Linked DNA regions of Homo sapiens: regions 1, 2 and 3 are each linked to region 4. A link is an interaction called in ENCODE POLR2A ChIA-PET data of the cell type or tissue named here. Cell type or tissue: HepG2. All regions are shown on one strand.

Region 1 (5,000 bases), 65 kb before region 4:
TAAGCAATTGTATGCATATGCTACATTTTGTTTATCCATTCATCCTGTAATGGACATTTGGGTTGTTTCCACCTTCTGTCTATTGTGAATATTGCTGCTATAAACAGTCATGTGCAAGTCTGTGTGTGAACATGTGTTTTCATTTCTCTTGGGTAAAATACCTAGGAGTGGAATTGCTGGGTGATATGGTAACTCTATATTTAACCAAACAGGGAACTGCCAGAATGTTCTCCAAAGTGGCCATACCATTTTACATGACCACAAGTGGTGCAGGAGGAGTCCAATTGCTCTACATCTTCAACAACCAGAGTGCACGCATTTGCCTATCTATCACCTACACCTGGGAATATAAGTGGCCTGAAGGCTGGAGGTGCTCACCTCTGTACACGTCTCCCACCTTGGAACATAGTGGACCATGCATAGCAGATGAATGAGTAACATCCCTCTTCTTCTAGAAACTAGCATAGCACTCGGCAGAAGAAGGGCTTGCAGGCTGGGCACAGTGGCTCATGCCTGTAATCCCAGCACTTTGGGAGGCCAAGGCAGACGGATCATGAGGTCAGGAGATTGCGACCATCCTGGCCAACATAGTGAAACCCCATCTCTACTAAAAATACAAAAATTAGCTGGGCGTGGTAGTGCGTGCCTGTAATCCCAGCTACTCAGGAGGCTGAGGCAGGAGAATTGCTTGAACCTGGGAGGCAGAGCTTGCAGTGAGCCAAGATCGCACCACTGCACTCCAGCCTGGCGACACAGTGAGACTCCGTCTCAAAAAAAGAAAAAAAAACAAAGGAAGGACTTGGAAATCGTTGAAACTTGCAAAGTCTGGTGGTTGTGGAGTCCGTTTGGCATGCATCCAATGTGCATTTAATTTTAGGCTGAATTTAAAATCGTTTGTTCTCCTCCCTCCCCCAACACACACACACACACTCCACACACACAATGAAATCTCGCTCTCTCATTTAATTTTCACAACTGCAAACAAATCTATGAACTCACATCAAGGTCATGGAGCCAAACCCTATGGCAAGCAAGGTGGCTTAGGTGTGCTCCACAGTCTGTCAAGGAACGCTGGGATGTGGCAGTTGTATTAAAGACAGGGTTAAGAATGTCACACCTGCAGGCACAGAGAGATTTTTTTGTGCTCATTTCTTTGGTTGAACTCAGAGGATCTGCAAATCAGGGCAGTTGGTCAAGTGATCTGGAATCAAGTCCAGACTCTATTGTTTACCATTTGTGAGGCTCTGGACAGGTTATTTTTTCTTTCTGGGCCTTACTCTTCTCATGCATCAATGGGAATAACAATGTTTACCCCCAGAGCGTTATTATTAAGTATGATAATATTTTTATTTTTATTTTGAGACAGGTTCTCACTCTGTCGCCCAGGCTGGAGTGTAGTGGCAGTGGTGTGATTATGGCTCATTGAGCCTCAACCTGCTGGACTCAAGTGATTCTCCTCAGCCTCCTGCGTAGGTGGGACTACACGTGTGTACCTCCACACCTGGCTGAAGTTTTTAAATTTTTGGTAGACATGGGGATCTTACTGTGTTGCCCAGGCTGATCTCAATCTCCTGAGCTCAGCGATCCTTCTGCCTCAGCCTCCCAAAGTCCTGGGGTTACAAGTGTGAGCCACCAAGCCTGGGCTATTAATATATAAGTATAAGGATTAAGTGAACTGATATATAATCACCCCTTCAGTAACTCCCCTCCCACTTAAAATAAAATCCAAGAAACCAGGATGTCTGGTCATTCTAACTCTAGATTACTTTGGACTTCAAAGCTCCTATGCAATAATGATGCCTGAAACCTAGAAGAAAAGGACCAGAATTCCAGAGGGTCCAAACTTACTTTCTGAATTCTGCCAAGGAGAAACAATATCCTATACACAGCTTGGCAGCTAAGGGAGAAGGCAGCCATGGTCCTTATCAACAGTGACCATCTATAGGATCATCTAAATTGGGACGCTCGTATGGATACAACAGATACTATTAATAATCACACGGGGACCGCAAGCATTAACCAGGACAGTCCTGGGCAAATTGGGCTGCAGGCTCACCCCAGTGTATCTATTTGCAGAATCTGGAGGGCGGGCCTCCTCAGCAAGCCTCTGGCGCATGTTTGAACTGCTCTTAAGCTGTTAAGCACTAAGCGCTGTCATCAAAGTGTTTTTCTGATAAGAAGCTCGAAGTCCACTGAGAAGAATCCAGTTGAGATAAATGGGCTCTCTACTCTGTGTCCATGTTACGGTTTTCAAGGTTCAATAGTTACCTGCCTAGGGTCTCCTCTGTAAGTCACCAATAACCCAGTTTGATTGTATTAAAAGCGCTGGAGTTTCTTAGGTCAAAAAGAACTGGCATAACTGATGTAGAAATAGCAGTTATTATTTTCCCAGCAGCTCTTCCACTCCAGGCACTGTTCTGAGTCATTTCAGCATCGTGATCTTTCTTGGAGGTGGTCGTTGTTAGACCCATTTTACGAGCGAGGACACTCAGGCTCAGAGTAAATAAGGAACTTGTCCGAGGTCACACAGCCTATAAGGGGCAGGCCTAAGAATCTGAATCTGGGGAGGTCTGACAGCAGGTCCTGGGCTCTTTATCTGTGTGGCCTCTTTCTTGTGTGGCGGTCTTTGATCTGCATCTCCTGGAGCCCTTGGGTTAATTGATCTGTCCATAGGAATCCTTAACCAGGTGTCCACGGACTCCCAAGCAGTCCTGGGATAGAATTTATGATACATTGATTAACAAACAGACAAACAAACAAAAACACATATATACTCTAATCTGCATTTTCTCATTTTTCCCCTTTCTTTCTTTTTTTTTTTTTTGTTTGAGACAGAGTCTCGCTCTGTCGTCCATGCTGGAGTGTAGTGGCGCGATCCTGACTCACTGCAACCTCTGCCTGCCAGGCTCAAGCGATTCTTGTACCTCAGCCTCCTGAGTAGCTGGGACTACAGGCGTGTGCTGCCACGCCCAGCTGATTTTTGTATTTTAAGTAGAGACAGGGTTATGCCATGTTGGCCAGGCTCGTTTCGAACTCCTGACCTCGTGATCTGCCCACCTTGGCCTCCCAAAGTGCTGGGATTACGGTCGTGAGCCACCACGCCCGGCCTATTTTCCACCTTTTGAATATAGGCAAACCACAGCAGAATTAGCAGTCCTTGAGACTTTGTTGCCAGTGGAAACCAGATATTTTCATCTTACACCAGAGTTACAAATAATAGGAAGTATCCTCTATAGTTATTGCTATCTCAAAATTACAGTTGTTAGAATCTGCACTGCATCTTGTCACTTAATGTGTTAATAAAAATGCACACATATTACCATATTATACATTTGTTTTAACATTTTTAGGGGAACTGCATTTTAATGTAATTGGATTTCTTTGCAAGCCTGTGCATTTTTTTGTCCTGAGAACGGGATCACAGGCTTCCTCAGACAACCAACAGGGTCCACGGTACAAAAAGATGGAACTACTGCAAAGAGTTGACGAATGGGCCAGTTAGTAAACAAATCATTCACTCTTTATGTGCAAAATTTTATCTAATTTCTCCATAACATCACCAAAACTTGCACATGTAAGTAGAGAAAGCCTTAATGGAAATTTCTCATTCATTTATTTCTTTTCTTTCTTTTTTTTTTTTTGAGACGGAGTCTCTGTTGCCCAGGATGGGGTGCAGTGGTGCGATCTCAGCTCACGGTAACCTCCACCTCCTGGACTCAAGCGATTCTCCTGCCTCAGCCTCCCGAGTAGCTAGGACCATAGGCACATGCCACCGTGTGTGGCTAATTTTTATATTTTTAGTAGAGACAGGGTTTTGCCACGTTGGCCAGGCTGGTCTCGAACTCCTGACCTCAGGTGAGCCACCCTCCTTGGCCTCCCAAAGTGCTGGGATTACAGGTGTGAGCCACCATGCCCAGCCCATTTATTTCTTAAATGGATGTTAATTGGGCACCTCCTGGGTACCAGGCCCTGTGAATGGCATGGGAGATACAGGAGGGGACAGGACAAACATAGATGAAAGCCCCAGCTTTCGTGGAGCTGACATGATAAGCGGTCAAAGCAACAATCAAACAATAATCGTACATAGAATTAGCTAACCCAAGTGTGACGAGCTGTGGCAGAATGCACTGAGAATTCTTTAACCAAGTACTGCTTGGCCAAGATCTGAAAGATGATCAAGTGCCAACAGGCAGAGAGTTTAGGCAGAGCAGCCCAGGCTCAGCACCAAGGAGCTGAAGCCAGTTCTCTTAGGCCAACCAGAGCCAACTGTTAAATTTTCAGGAATTTTGTGACCTGATTGTTAAACATAGCCATTATTAAAATGGTTATATAAACTTACAATTAAATAAATTATATTGAAAATAAATATCTCTAGCATGGCTCTAGAGATCTTAACAGGTGGATACTGCTGTATTCTTTTTTTTGAGACGGAGCCTCGCTGTCCCCCAGGCTGGAGTGCGGTGGCGCGATCTCGGCTCACTGCAAGCTCCACCTCCCAGGTTCACACCATTCTCCTGCCTCAGCCTCCTGAGTAGCTGGGACTACAGGCACCCGCCACCAAGCCCGGCTAATTTTTTGTTTTTTAGTAGAGACGGGGTTTCACCGTGTTAGCCAGGATGGTCTTGATCTCCTGATCTCGTGATCCACCCGTCTCGACCTCTCAAGAGACTGCTGTATTCTTATACCGTGCAAGGATAATGGAACCCTCCCTCCCTCCCTCCCTCCCTTCATTCCTTCCTTCCTTCCTTTTTTTTTTTTTTTTTCTGAGGCGGGGTCTTACTCTGTTGCCCAGGCTGGAGTGCAGTGGCTCAATCTTAGCTCACTGCAGCCTTGAACTCCTGGAATCAAGCAATTCTCTCATGTCAGTCTCCTGGGTAGTTGGAACTACAGGCGCATGTCACCATGTCCAGTTAATTTTTAAACTTTTGTAGAGATGTGATCTCACTGTATTGCCAGGGCTGGTCTCAAACTCCTGGCCTCAAACAATCCTCCTGCATTGG
Region 2 (5,000 bases), 97 kb before region 4:
ATAGTGAAACCTCGTCTCTACTAAAAATACAACAAATTAGCCGGGCGTGGTGGTGGGCACCTGTAATCCCAGCTACTCAGGAGGCTGAGGCAGGAGAGTTGCTTGAACCCGGGAGGTGGAGGTTGCAGTCAGCCGAGATTGCGCCATTGCACTCCAGCCCAGGCGAGAGTGTGAGACTCCATCTCAAAAAAATAAATGAATAAATAAATAAATAAAATAAAATAAACCCAATGGTGCTGAAGGTTGGAAGCTGAGTGTGTGGGAAGTAACCATTTGAGTGTTTCCGAGTTTCTTTCTTTGATGGCGGACATAGCGATGGACTGAATGTTTGTTTTCCCTCCAAATTCATCTGTTGAAATCTTAATCCCTAATGTGTTGGTATTTGAAGGTGGGGATCTTTGGGAGGTGGTGAGGTCATGAGAGTGGAGCCCTCATGCGTGGGATTAGTGCCCTTATAAAGGCAATCCCAGGGAACTTTCCCTTTCTGCCACGTTGGCAGTCTGCAGCCTGGAAGCCGGCTGTCACCAGAGCCTGATGGTAGTACCCAGAGGTCAGTGGGAGTCAGAGATCAGGATACCAGATGCTGACATTCTGTTCTCTGACTTCCAGCTTCTAGAACTGGGAGAAATCAATGTCTGTTGCTCTAAGCTACCCAGTCTATGGTATTTTGTTACGGTAGCCCAAAGGGACTAAGACAGACATGTAGAATGATTTTGGCCTAGTGATCAAAATTGTGCTAGGATTAAGTTTCTGGAAGAAAGAAATTTTGAAAGAAAAAAGTGAAAGTGCTTGCTTTCTAGTTTGGAACCATGATTTCGGATTCCCTGGTCCTATGGCTCTTTGCACTTCCCCTACACCTTTCCAATGATTGCTTCATTTACTCAAACCAAAACCAAAACCAAAACCAAAACAAGCCCCAAGTCCCCCAAACCTGTTAAAAGATACCAGTGGAGCATTGGCTATGTGCAAACTCTGTGACAGACACCGGGAATGAGACACCAAGGCAGATAAAAGTCTTACAATCTAATCAAATGGAAGCACACACCAAAGAAATACTTTCACAACTAATCATTTAATTACCATGCTTTCCCCACAAAACATTTTATTACTATAATTGATATTTTTCTTACCATTTTTGGCAACATTAATCAAATAATAAATTTCATCTGGAAGAACAAGCCAGCAAAATAGACAAGGAAATTCACAAAGGTAATAACAAAATAGTAATCTTGACATATTCAATATATTTGTAAGCAAAGCAAAGTGACATTGCCTTAAAATATAGAGAGGTATCAACAGAAAAACAGAGAAAACTCCTGAAAGAGTTCAACTCATTATATAAATTTTAATTTGGTTGCAGTTAATCACCATTTTCAATTTGCTGTGAAGAGAAATATACATGGGATGCAATGAGACTATGTCTGAGTTGCATCCAAACTTCTAACCTACCCCGTCTACTTGTGATTTCTTTTCCATTTGCCTCACTGTAGTGTATTGGCTAAACATGTAGACAGGTAGATCTGACTACAGGGTTTCATATCTGGTTTTGGCCCTTCGTGGATGTGTAACCTTAGCTAAGTTACTGAACCTACCTGAGCCCTAGGTCCCTCAGCTGTCGAGTGAAAATAATAGAAGTACCTACTCCTAGGCTTATCATGAAAATCAGATGAGATGATCTGAGTGAAAGCACTTAGCCTTGGAATGGAGCACACAGCAGGTGCTCAATTAAGGCTAGTTGTTATTATTAGTCTCTGAAAGTGATCTCTACATTGTTCTCTCCCCCATGCCGGGAGGCACTGAATTAACTTACTCAAGATGCGACAAGGAACATAGTTTGGAGACTGACTTAGCACTGACCTGCCCCTGTCAGAGCCTGGACATTGTTCAATAGCTGTGCATTTTGGGGCAAGCCACACACCCCCCTGGGAGACCCCATTGCCCTCATCTACAAAAGGAAGATGATAAATCCCTTTGACAATTAGAGTTAATAAGTAGAAAACACTTAGCTCAGGAAATGTCCGCTGCTGTTATTATTTTTTTTTAAATTTGTATTTTTTTGTAATTTTATCGGAGCCTCTTTTCATTATACAGCTGCTGTTATTATTACATTAATATTATTTTTAGGCTCTGTAAAAAACATAATAATGCCTTACTATGTCTTTTAATCCCACAGGTTTAGTGGTGTTTATGCCTCAATTTGAAAGTGGAATTTCAAAGTCCACTGAAAGTCTTTCTCTGAAGAGTGAATTGTCTTTATCCCTTAGCGTCTCTCCTGAAAGCTCTTATTTGGTGAGTAAATTTACAAGACGGGTGCTAGATAAGGGATTCATGTGGAGTTTGTCCTTAAAACACTTCTTTAATCTCTGCAGTTGCTGTGGAATTTGTGTCATTTTTGCTTGGGTGATCAGATTACATTTCATAAACAATATCCCCTATGTTTAAAAATCTTTAAACAGCCACTTGGAAGTAGCTTGACGTGGACTACAGTTAATGCCTTGTTTAATGTGGCTCCTCCGTGGTAGACAGGGCTGACAATCAACTGCATATGCCCGCATCAGACTCCTAAGTAGATTTCTATATTTTACAGAATTTTTTTCTTATTTGAACTAGTTTTTTGGTTTTCTAATATCTCATATAGGATAATTTTGGTACAACGATGGTTCTTGTAAGCTTCCAAAAATTGGAATCATTTTTATTGCTCTTTTGCCCTTGTTAAATCTTGGTTTTCTTCATCCAGAACTTTCTTTTGAGACAGGGTCTCACTCTGCTGCCCACGCTAGAGTGCAGTGCTGCAGTCTCGGCTCACTGCAGCCTCAACCTCCCAGTCTCAAGCCATCCTCCCACCTCAACCTCCTGAGTAGTTGGGACTACAGATGTGTGCCACCAAACCAGGATTCTAGAGAGATACACACACACACACACACACACACACACACACACACACATATATACATATATATACACACACACATATATATACACACATATATATATACACACACACATATATACACACACACATATATATATATATACACACACACACACACATATTCTTTTGAGACAGAGTCTTTCTCTGTTGCTCAGGCTGAAGTGCAGTGGTGCAATCTCGGCTTGCTGCAACTTCCATCCCCCAGGTTCAAGCAATTCTCCTGCCTCAGCCTCCCAAGTAGCCGGGATTACAGGCGTGCACCACCATGCCCGGCTAATTTTTCTGTTTTTAATAGAGACAAGGTTTCACCATGTTGGCCAGTCTGGTCTCAAACTCCTGACCTCAAGTGATCCACCCGCCTGGGCCTCTCAAAGTGATGGGATTACAGGTGTGAGCCATCGTGTCCGGCTGTATTTTTTAAAATAGAGATGAGGTTTCACCATGTTGGTCAGGCTGGTCTCAAACTCTTCGGCTCAAGTGGTCTGCCCGCCTTGGCCTCCCAAAGTGCTGGGTTTACAGGTTTGAGCCACTGTGCCCAGCCAGAACTTTCAAACATCAAAATTGCCAGCTCACTCTGACCCTTCCCCACCTTAATCACCCTGGGAATGACTGGGGAGAACTGGATATTTTATTTTCTTAACATGGTAAAACCCCATCTCTACTAAAAATACAAAAATTAGCTGGGCATGGTAGCGCACGTGCATCTGCCTCTGTTCACTGCAACTTGGTCTGGCCTCAGGGTTTTTTGCCCTTGCTTTTCCCTGGGCCTCTACAGTTCTGCCCCCAGAGCTTTGCCTGGCTCTTTTTTTTTTTTTTTTTTTTTTTTTTTTGAGACAGAATCTTGCTCTGTTGCCAGGCTGGAGTGCAGTGGCGGGATCTCAGCTCACTGCAACCTCTGTCTCCTGGGTTCAAGTGATTCTCATGCCTCAACCTCCCGAGTAGCTGGGACTACAGGTTCGCACCACCACACCCATCTAATTTTTGTATTTTTAGTAGAGATGGGGTTTCACCATGTTGGCCAGGATGGTGTTAATCTCCTGACCTCGTGATCTACCTGCCTCGACCTCCCAAAGTGTTGGGATTACAGGTATGAGCCACCGCGCCTGGCCTGCCTGGCTCTTTTCTAACTGTTCCTGTTCAGCAAAAATGTCACTTCCTCCAGGAGCCTTCCCTGATGTCCCCTGCCCTGCTTCAGTGGCTTCGCAGCACTGAGCAGTATCTGGAATTGTCTTTTCTATTTAATTCTAGCATTGTTTTTCCCCTCCCCTTCTAGAACAGGGTAGAATAGGAGCTGTCACTCTCAACACTATTGACAGTTGGGACCAGGTAACTTTTTGTTCCAGGGGCCGTTCTGTGCCTGACAGGGTCTGTATGTAGTGTGTCCCCGGCCTTCACTCACTGGATGCCACCAGCAGCTTCTCCTTGCCCCCCGCCAGCTGGACAATAAAAAATGTCTCCAGATATTACCAAATGTCTTCTGGGGCAAGGGGGCAAAATTGCACTGATCTAGAATTTAAGGTCTTTTTTTTTTAAGAGACGGAGTCTCGCTCTGTTGCCCAGGCTGGAGTGCAGTGGCACAATCTCGGCTCACTGCAACCTCTGCCTCCTGGGTTGAAGTGATTCTTCTGCCTCAGCCTCCTGAGTAACTGGGATTACAGGCACGCACCACCACGTCTGGGTAATTTTTGGAATTTTTAATAGAGACAGGATTTCACCATGTTGGCCAGGCTGGTCTCGAACTCCTGACCTCAGGTGATCCACCCGCCTCAGCCTCCCAAAGTGCTGGAATTACAGGTGTGAGCTACTGTGCTCGGCAATATCTGTCTAATTTTAGCTCCTGTTTTCTTAACCACTCTGCCATAGCACTTCTGTTAAAGCTATTCGGCAACAAATAAATCTTTTTTAGCATTAAAAATACAAAAAATCATGCTAAAAGATGCCCAGGGCTTCTGTTATTATGACCTATGCTTCCTTCTTGTGTCTTTAAAAACATTCAATTGTTACTGTTTATATTTTCTCTATTTTAAAATTTTAAACCATCCCCGCACAGCTTGCCTGGAAACTGTTG
Region 3 (5,000 bases), 220 kb before region 4:
ACTGCAACCTCCGCCTCCTTGGTTAAAGGGATTCTCCCGCCTCAGCCTCCTGAGTAGCTGGGACTATAGGCGTGCACCACCACAACCTGATAATTTTTGTATTTTTAGTAGAGATGGGGTTTCCCTATGTTGACCAGGCTGGTATCGACCTCCTGGCCTCAGATGATCCACCCGCCTCGGTCTCCCAGAGTGCTGGGATTACAGGCGTGAGCCACTATGCTTGGCCACAAAATGACTTTCTGTAGGTCTCTGCCAACAAAGAGAATCAACTTTCATCTATTCCTAAAATAAAAGCACCTTGGAGAAGGAAAAACGAGAAAAAATGAGCAGTTATGGGCTGGGTGCATTGGTTCACGCCTGTAATCCCAGCACTTTGGGAGGCCGAAGAAGGTGGATCACAAGGTCAGGAGCTTAAGACCAGCCTGACCAATATGGTGAAACCCTGTCTCTACTAAAAATATTTAAAAATTAGCCAGGTGTGGTAGTGTGTGCCTGTAATCCCAGTTACTCGGGAGACAGGCAGGAGAATCGCTTGACCCCAGGAGGCGGAGGTTGCAGCGAGCCGAGATCGAGCCACTGCACTCCAGCCTGGGCGACAGAGCAAGACTCTGTCTCAAAAAAAAAAAAGAGCAGTTATGTTGAAAGGACAGAACTTGGAAGGGCAGCTTGTTGAAATATAAAAGGAGGGTATTTTAGGGCAGTGAAACTATTCTGTATGATACTGTAATGGTAGATACATGTCACTATGCATTTGTCAAAACTCATAGTCCTGTACAACACAAAGAGTGAACTGTAATGTAAACTATAAACGTTAATTAGTAATAATGTATTACTATTCGTTCATCAAGTGTATCAAATGGACCACATCAATGCAGGATGTTACTAATAGGGGGAATTGTACAGATGGAAGGAGGGAGTTGGAGAAGAGGGCATATGAGAACTTGTCACACCGTCTGGTCAATTTTCTGTAAACTAAAACTCCTCTAAAAAAATAAAGTCTGGGTCGGGCGTGGTGGCTCATGCCTGTAATCCTAGCACTTTGGGAGGCTGAGGCGGGCAGATTACCTGAGGTCAGGAGTTCGAGACCAGACTGGCCAAAATGGTGAAACCCCGTCTCTACTAAAAATACAAAAAAATTAGCTAGGCCTAGTGGCACACGTCTGTAGTCCCAGCTACTCAGGAGGCTGAGGTATGATAATTGCTTGAACCCAGGAGGCAGAGGTTGCAGTGAGCCGAGATCATGCCATTGCACTCCAGCCTGGGTGACAAAAGCAAAACGCCCTCTCAAAAATAAATAAATAAATAAAGTCTGTTAATTTAAAAATAAATAAATGCTTAAAAGGCACTCTGTCTAATGAGTACAAAAATTGGAAGGAAAATGACCCTTCACTTCACTGTTGCATGAACAGGAAATGGAAATGTTTTTGGGCATATGTATCTCTTGGGAGAGTGAGGTGGAAAACAATACCAGCCACCATTCTTTAATTTGGATTGATCCACTGTTCTTGATTTTGAATAGCAGGTGGCTTTGCTGTGGTGTTATTGTTGTTGCTCTTTTTTTGTTTGTTTGTTTGAGACAGAGTCTTGCTCTGTCGCCTAGGCTGGAGCATAGTGGCGCGATCTCGACTCACTACAACCTCCGCCTCCCGGGTTCAAGCGATTCTCCTACTGGGATTACAAGCACATGACACCATGCCCGGTTAATTTTTGTACTTTTAGTAGAGACAGGATTTCACCATGTTGGTCAGGCTGGTCTCGAACTCCTGACCTCGTGAACCACCCACCTTGGCCTCCCAAAGTGCTGGGATTATAGGCGTGAGTCACTGTGCCCGAACGTTGCTCTTTAATGTTAGTATTTTGTTATCCCAAAGAAAGCTCTCAGACCACGGAGACTCTTAAAAGACAATATCAAATGTTTCAACAACTGACAAACCTCAGACTTCCTGTATTTCTGTAAGTTGCAGTTTTCCCTTCCTTCTTCTTCTAATTTGTTAATATCTCTGGGGCCACAGGCTCTCTCTCTCTCACACAGGTCTCTAACTAGATCAGTGGATCAAAGGTGAGGCTTTGCTAAGTAATCAGGGTAATTTCACCGGTGTAGCAAGCTATTAAAAACAGACCTGCAGGGTTTTTCAAGGACAACCAAGGTATTGATTTGGCAACCAAAAACTCCTGTAGTGCAAGCAATAATACACCAGGGCCAGTGTTTCCAACACCGTCACAACTCCTCCCCCTCCCTGTCCCTAGTGACATTACAAAAGGCACAGCTAAGGCCGATACTCCAGCTCCTATGCCCCTGCTCCTGTCTTCAAAAGGAACGTCACTGTTATAAATTAGACAAGGGAAGAAAAACCTCATTTCTTTGATGATTTTTTTAAAGAGCTTTGTTTTCCCACGCATAATTGTTCTTCCTATTCATTATGCCTTTATGTAGACTTTGCTTTTTCCTTTAAAGAATACACTTCTTATGTAATTTGTTTTGCATTTCTGGAATGAGGAACTTTTCTGCTCATATTGTTGTTAAAATCTAGACAACACGCCCGTGTGATAGATCACCCTGAGCCTTGGAAGGAAATGATTCACCACAATACTGTAACTGAAAGTCGTCTAACACCAGGGCTGGAAGGCAGGCTATGAACCGCTGCATTACCTGCGTGCAGCAGCAATGGGAGGCAGCCAGAGGTTCCCTCGGCCTGCCTAGCTCACTTCAGCTTTGTTCCTGTTCTGTTTCCTCCGTCCGAGTAGCAGGATGCTGGAAATTCATCCTCCATTTTTAAGTTTTAAAAGAAACCCAAAAATTGTGATTTTTTTTTTTTTTTTGACACCGAGTTTTGCTCTTGTCACCCAGGCTGAAGTGCAATGGCACGATCTTGGCTCACTGCAACTTCTGCCTCCCAGGTTCAAGGGATTCTCCTGCCTTAGCCTCCTGAGTAGCTGGGATTCCAGGTGCCCAGCATATGCCCAGCTAATTTTTGTATTTTTAGTAGACTCAGTGTTTCACCATCTTGGTCAGGCTGGTCTTGAACTCCTGACCTCAGGTGATCTGCCCATCTCAGCCTCCCAAAATGTTGGGATTACAGGGGTGAGCCACTGCACCCAGCTGGGATTTTTAATAAGCCACATCTGCCCAAATGGGCCTTTCCAGGCTACTGTCTTATAATTTTGCACTTAAATTTGTATTTAAACCACACATTAATGCACTGTATGGAAAAAGTGAACACCAAACATACCTATTACTAATAAAAAGATTTCAAACAATAAAGCCAAAAGAGCAGAGAAACTAAAAATAAAAAATATGTATTTTATTTTCCTCTGCATGTTTTTGGTGAAGGCAGATCATAGATTACGCCCATGTCAGAAACAATGCAATTTTATAATTCTTATGAAAAATGGGCCAGGCGCAATGGCTCATACCTGTAATCCCAGCACCTTTGAGAGGCCTAAGTGGGTGGATCACCTGAGGTAGGGAGTTGGAGACCAGCCTGACCAACATGGAGAAACCCCGTCTCTACTAAAAATACAAAATTAGCTGGGCATGGTGGTGCATGCCCGTAATCCCAGCTACTAGGGAGGCCGAGGCAGGAGAATTGCTTGAACCCAGGAGGCAGAGGTTGCAGTGAGCCGAGATCGCTGGTTGTGGTGGTGTGCACCTGTAGTCCCAACTAGTCTGGAGGCTGTGGTGGAAGAATCTCTTGAGCCTGGGAGGTTGACGCTGCAGTGAGCCAAGATTGTCACCGAACTCCAGCCTGGGCAACAAAGCAAGACCTTGTCTCCAGAAAAACAAAAACAACAACAAAAAAAACTAATTAATATTTCAGTAAAATTTAGGTATAAATTTGGCAAGAATATAGTTCTTCACTTTTTTTCACTATGCTGCTCTTTTCTAAAATCAATTGATGAAATTTAAAAATTCGAGTGAATGTGTGTATGAAAACTGAATTAATCTGATATTTTCTTATATAAATTTGATTTCCATGATTACAGCTGAAATTGAGTTTAAGCTAACACAAATATTCAGGTGGTTTCCCTCCCTCCCTCTGTCCCTCCCTCTTTCTCTTTCTTTCTCCCTTTCTTTCTTTCTTCTTTCTTTCGACAGGATCTCTCTCTGTCGCCCAGGCTGGGTGTGGTGGCGGGTGCCTGTAATCCCAGCTGCTGGGGAGGCTGAGGCATGAGAATCACTTGAGCCTGGGAGGCAGAGGTTGCAGTGAGCCGACATCAGGCCACAGCACTCCAGCCTGGGCAACAGAATGAGACTATGTCTCAAAAGAATAAATAAAATGAAATGAAATGATGATAATAATAATAATAATAGTGCTAGTCTTAAGAGTGGGCTGTGCGGCTGGGCGCAGTGTAACCCCAGCATTTTGGGAGGCTGAGATGGGTAGATCACCTGAGGCCAAGAATTCAAGACCAGCCTGGCCAACATGATGAAACCCGTCTCTACTAAAAATACAAAAATTATCCAGGCATGGTGGCGCGCACCTGTAATCCCAGCTACTTAGAGACTGAGGCAGGAGAATCACTTGAACCCAGGAGGCAAAGGTTGCTGTGAGCCAAAGATCATGCCACTGCACTTCAGCCTGGGCGACAGAGCAAGACTCTGTCTCAAAAAAAAAAAGAGTGGGCTGTGACAGATGGATGACAATCCATTGAAAGCAGGTCTCAGCCATCTAGGTCAATCTGGGCAGCTGCTTATTTCTGTAAATAAAGTTTTATTGGAACACAGTTGAGCCTACTCATTTACATATTGGCAATGGCCTCTGTTCTACTTCCGGTTAAGACAAAGCCTCTAGCGCTCAAAGCCTAAAACAGGTATTAGCTGATGCTTTGCAGAATGTTTACTGACCCCTAATCTAAAGTATTTAGTACAGTTACTCGCATCTGGAAGATACCTGCTATTTATATGTTAAGTAAACTCAAAGGCAAAGATCAGCTTCTGTTTATCATTCTTCCTTTCCCTGGGTTCAGCAAAGGCCTTGCACATGTAGTGTGTGCTTTGT
Region 4 (5,000 bases):
TCTGAACACAAATCCGAACTATCCCAAGACCTGTACCCAAATAAAAATGAAAACAAAACTCAACTAAAACTTAAAACTGTGTCTTCCAAGGGACAAAAAAATCTGTATGTTGAAACTTAAATTAACTTTCCTGAATTTTCTTGTTGCATCATTTGGCCAGTAAGGCAGGAGCACGGTGTTCTCTCTGCTTTTCTGGTCCTTGAAGCATGTGCTTCGTCTGCATAATGGACCAATCAGAGCTGTTTATGTTTCTGTCCTAGCACCGCCCCCATGCAGCAGATATTTGATAAAGTTGGTGGAAGGCAATTGTTGAATTCTATAAATATATGGCAATTGCATCAATGCATGCTATATTTGTTTTACAGAAATTTAAGGTCGCTGTAGGTATTGTGCGTTTCTACATCAAAGCTTCAAAAATAGTTCCGGGGTGTGGAGGTGCACATAGCTTCTACTAGCAATACACACACTCTGGAGCACTCCCGGGAAGTCGTGGCCTCTGGGTTTTCTGTTTGTTTTTCTGTCTCCTTTGCAATGTAAATGAAATCACTTTCTCAGCCTGATCATTGCTCGAGGGAAATGCATGCCTGGAAAATAATCAACAGAGAGGAGAATGTAGACAAGTAAGTAAACAGTTTAATGAATATAAAATAAAACGTGAATTAAAGCTGGCTTTCAGAACCTACCATTATCCTTTCATCCACTGTTTATTCAATAATTACACAGTCAATTACAACTTGCATAAAGGATTTTATATACCTATTAGTCTATAAATATCTACAGTATATGCGTATTTATAGATAAAGAGGGAGGAGAGGATCGTGACTGAGGAAAAGCGTTCTGACAGAAATAACTGCAAATATTGCAAGGTTGAGCTTCTACCAATGCTAGTTTTTCCTGACCCAGGAGAACTCACATAGTGTTATGAATTTTAATATCACAGCAATTTTTTATCGAGAACCTAACAGGAGCCGCACATTGGATTAACCGAGAAATCTCTCTGTATCTATACTCATATTATTTCTAACCCATGTGACACAGCCACCAGATATCCCATTTTACAGAGGAGAACACTGAGACTCAGGAAGCAGTTCGAGCCTGTGTTTGAACTCTATTATGTTTCACGAGAGAATAGGCCTGTGATGAAGTTTGGCTACCCACCTGTGTACAGAGAGGGCCGATGGAAGACAAACAATGCAGGCATATTGATATCCATGTGGCTGTCGCATTTTTTGTGTGCCAGGATTAATGTAATAGAACACTCAGCATGGAAAGCCACCCCGGGGCTGCTCCTGTATATATTTTGTTACATATTCCCTTCTGTTTCCCTTCAGTCATTTAACATAGAGCTTCTTTCACTGGAGGACGAGAATAGGCGTGGTGAGTATGTCTCCTGGATTAGCAGGTGCCTCTGGTTTGAAAATGTTCATTCTCAGAACCATCGGTGAAACCCAGAGATGAAATCTTACAAGCTAATGATAAAGCTTCAAGTAGCCACCACCATGGGAAGGACTTAATTATGTGATGTTTAAAGCAGTGTCTGTAGATTACACAGATATGGTGTCTCCTTTCTGTCTGGCACATGCCTTACAAGGCACCTTTATTGAATCATGACTGTTAGCTTTCCTTGGCTGTGTATTAGGGCCCTGGAAGCTTCTATTCAGGTTTAGCTATTATCCACGCAAAGATCGTTATTGCTCTCTTGTTTGTATTTTAGCCTGGAGATTTGTCAAGGAAAGAAAAAACAATTAGGTAACTGTGTAATGACAAAAGAGCAATTTGGTTTGAAAAGTCTCAGAAAACAGCTATTTTTTTTTTTTAACTTCTAGGGCATTTCTGCTTTTTTGAAAACAAAATATGTTTAGGAGAATCTTTGTTTTTACAGATACAAAATAAAGCAAGAGGGTTTCTGCCTTTCTAGTTAAAGAGCAATCTTTAAAAGTCATCCAAGAAAAGTTGGCTCTGTTTTCTGAATTGCTATTTGGGAGAACAAAAGAAGCAAGGGAAAGTTTGACTTGACTTCCTCTACAATTTGTTTATATCATCGGAGCAGAAAGAATCTCAGGGCTCAGCTCTCCACTTCCTGAATGAGGAGAGAGAGAGAGAAAAAAAAATGCCCGTGTGTCAAATTCATTGAGATGTGCAAAGTGATCAGCAAAAATCCTGATGGACTGGAGCCCAAATGGCAAAGGAAGGATATTCTTCAATTCAGCTGCTATCTGGCAAGAGAGCTGCAAAGTCCTGATGGCGAGTGTCACCAAATACCTCCTCCTCTCCTCCCCAGCCACAGAAAGGACAGGCAAGGAGGGTGCAGCCTCTCCTGGCCTGTTGCTATGGAGTCGGGCTAATCCAAGACAATGTTTCAGTCGGTCCAATCCAAAGACAGCAGTGGTAGCAATGGAATAGCATTGAAATTATAAATATTTACTTGAAAATAATGCTCAAGCCAGACTTAACTGAAATGATAAGGTCCTGTTTACTTCTCTTGGTAGTAGCCAGCTGAAACAACCAAACCAGTTAAGCAACATTTTTTTTTTTTTTTTTTTGGTCAGGTATGTACTGAATCACTGGCAGCAAACTTGTGGGATTTTAGGAGAGAGCTTTTCTCTCTCTCTCTCTCTCTCTCTCAATTCTGGGCAGAATGCTTATTTTTGTTTCGTTTTGTTTGTTTTAAGGAAAACAACAACAGAACTTGAGGCTGGCTGAGTTTATTAGATTACTGATTATCACTGTTAGTTTCCCGCTGCTTGTATTTGTTGGGGGTGGTAAGGGAGATGAGGACAAGAATTCAGATGAAAAACACCCAGGCTTTTCTCTTCATGAAATCCCCCCTGTGAGGTTTTCCAGCTTGCCTTCCCATAACTTGATTCTGATGAGGTCTGCCATAGCTAACCTATTAAAGAGAACATTGAAATTGGTGGGTGAAAAGGGTTAAAAATACAGCTTAGCAGTGAATATATTCGGGTTTAGCACCCTTACTGGAGGCTGTGATTTCACTGGCCTTGGAATACCAGAGGGAATTGCAAAACATGTAGATAGAATGAAGAGATAGAGTGCAGATAGAGTGGGGACAGAACAGAGTGGTAAAGAGAACCAGGCTAAGGGTGGCTACTTCCCTCTGAAGGGTGGGTCATTCTTGCTAAAGTGGGTTTCTTGGTGAATTACAGTGGCAGCTCAGAGCTGGGTAAGAGGAGAAAATGCCATCCAATAAGGCTGGAGGCAGTTTGAAAGATGAATAATATAACATGCAGTGATTTCAAACTTCACGCTTTCTTATTGAAAGTTTTTCTTCCAGTTTGGAAGGCAAGTTTCAATCGATTCTCTTGTCTAATCCCTGCTTCCTGCCAGGCTGAGCTGTTGCTGTTTTCAAGAAGAAACCTGGGCCTTGATTTGAATGCTTCAAACACTCAGTGCTCAATTAGCCCTCTTTTGAATCCTCTCTGACGGTTGGTTAAATATGGGTCGAAAGTGCTTTTTTAAAGTGGAACTGATCTTGGGTTGAGGTAACTTAATCTTCCGGGTGTTAAGACGCTGAAAAATAATGTTTTAACGGAACAATTACTAGAAGACATGGAAATTGCATTAGGCTCGTCTGTCCAGTTCTATTTTATAGACATGAACATTTCAAAGTACAAAAGGCTATTCTATAAAAAGGACACTTGGCTATTCTTTATAAAGGTTCCCCTTGTACTTTTATAGAATGTTTACAAGGTTAATAAGTATGCTTTTTTTTTTATCACTGTATATTTTAAATGGCCCAACGACTGCTCCCACGTTGATTTGAGAATCATTGAAACTGCCTGAATGGAGCAGGGGTATCCTTTGTTTCCCATTGATTTGGAAACAAAAGACTCAGGGGGGAAAGAAAAGTTTAGTTTGCTTCTGAATGCCATATGCAGATGAACGTTCTGCTGATAAAATACACCAAGGATCTGAAAACTTTTTCAAGTCTTAGAACAGGAAGGTTACTCTTGCAGTCACACTGCATGTTTGAACCTGCCTTCCATTTTTCATTTCTCCCATTGTGCCCTGGGCTACCATGGGATTACTTATGTCACACACCCAAGTCTTCGGAAAAAAATAAACAGCAGTCAATAGAAGAGAACCACCATCAAACGAGGCAAAAGTTGTCTGCTGTTTCTTACTTAGGAAATACCCCATGGACATCATCAGTAAATAAGGTCCCCCACTTTCCCCCTCATCATTTTTCCCAATTTCTCTATATCCAAGATTCCCATCCTTGGCGCTAATATTTACGACTAGAACATTCTTTATTGTTGGTGGCTGTCCCGGGCAGTGTAGGGTGCTCACCAGTATCTGGTGACAGTAGCTGTTCCCTCTACAGTCATGAAAATAAAAAATGTGAAAATTGAGAGCTGGGCACAGTGGGTTCACCTGTAGCCCCAGCTACTCAGATGGCTGAGGCAGGAGGTTCCTTTAAGCCCAGGAGTTCTAGTCAAGCCTGGGTAATGTAGGAAGACATTGCCTCTAAAATACATATATACACATATATATTTTATATACAATATATTATATATTTTATATACAATATATTATATATTTTATATACAATATATTATATATTTTATATACAATATATTATATATTTTATATACAATATATTATATATTTTATATACAATATATTATATATTTTATATACAATATATTATATATTTTATATACAATATATTATATATTTTATATACAATATATTATATATTTTATATACAATATATTATATATTTTATATACAATATATTATATATTTTATATACAATATACTACATATGATATATTATATATAATTTATTATTTATATATAATATATATTATAGAATATATATTATGTAATATATATAATCATAATATATAATATATATAATAATATATTATATATATTATATATCATATATAACGCATATAATATATATTATATAATGCATATAATATATATTATATAAAACATAATATATATAATACATACAACATATAATATATTGT

Evidence for each region. ChIA-PET counts read pairs that join two places held together with the same protein. Peaks named below come from ENCODE experiments on the same cell type or tissue, not always from the same donor. Only the 100,000 strongest peaks of a DNase experiment are listed, where the experiment ranks them.
Region 1: POLR2A ChIA-PET joins it to region 4 with 32 read pairs; 8 of 35 experiments call an interaction of 5 or more read pairs at or near these places.
Region 2: POLR2A ChIA-PET joins it to region 4 with 11 read pairs; 18 of 35 experiments call an interaction of 5 or more read pairs at or near these places.
Region 3: POLR2A ChIA-PET joins it to region 4 with 10 read pairs; 14 of 35 experiments call an interaction of 5 or more read pairs at or near these places.

The regions. Positions count from the first base shown.
Region 1 is chr20:53,798,875-53,803,874 of GRCh38, forward strand. No RefSeq gene overlaps it. Among named protein-coding and RNA genes, the nearest start is that of BCAS1-AS1, 110 kb to the right of the region's middle. RefSeq lists a silencer at 242-442 and an enhancer at 2,422-2,923. In HepG2, no CTCF peak of the experiment used is centred here; DNase peaks (open chromatin) are centred at 981, 2,157 and 4,883; H3K4me3 peaks cover 1,163 bases.
Region 2 is chr20:53,766,843-53,771,842 of GRCh38, forward strand. No RefSeq gene overlaps it. Among named protein-coding and RNA genes, the nearest start is that of BCAS1-AS1, 150 kb to the right of the region's middle. RefSeq lists enhancers at 807-976, 1,299-1,895. In HepG2, no CTCF peak of the experiment used is centred here; DNase peaks (open chromatin) are centred at 911 and 2,349; H3K4me3 peaks cover 648 bases.
Region 3 is chr20:53,640,721-53,645,720 of GRCh38, forward strand. No RefSeq gene overlaps it. Among named protein-coding and RNA genes, the nearest start is that of ZNF217, 49 kb to the left of the region's middle. RefSeq lists enhancers at 2,559-2,608, 2,649-2,698. In HepG2, a CTCF peak has its summit at 2,222; a DNase peak (open chromatin) is centred at 2,171; H3K4me3 peaks cover 1,206 bases.
Region 4 is chr20:53,863,903-53,868,902 of GRCh38, forward strand. LOC124904935 (a long non-coding RNA gene) reads right to left here and starts at 2,262. Exons shown (of 2, transcript XR_007067665.1): 1 at 1,159-2,262; 2 at 1-584. In HepG2, no CTCF peak of the experiment used is centred here; DNase peaks (open chromatin) are centred at 449, 2,249, 2,519 and 3,019; H3K4me3 peaks cover 2,476 bases.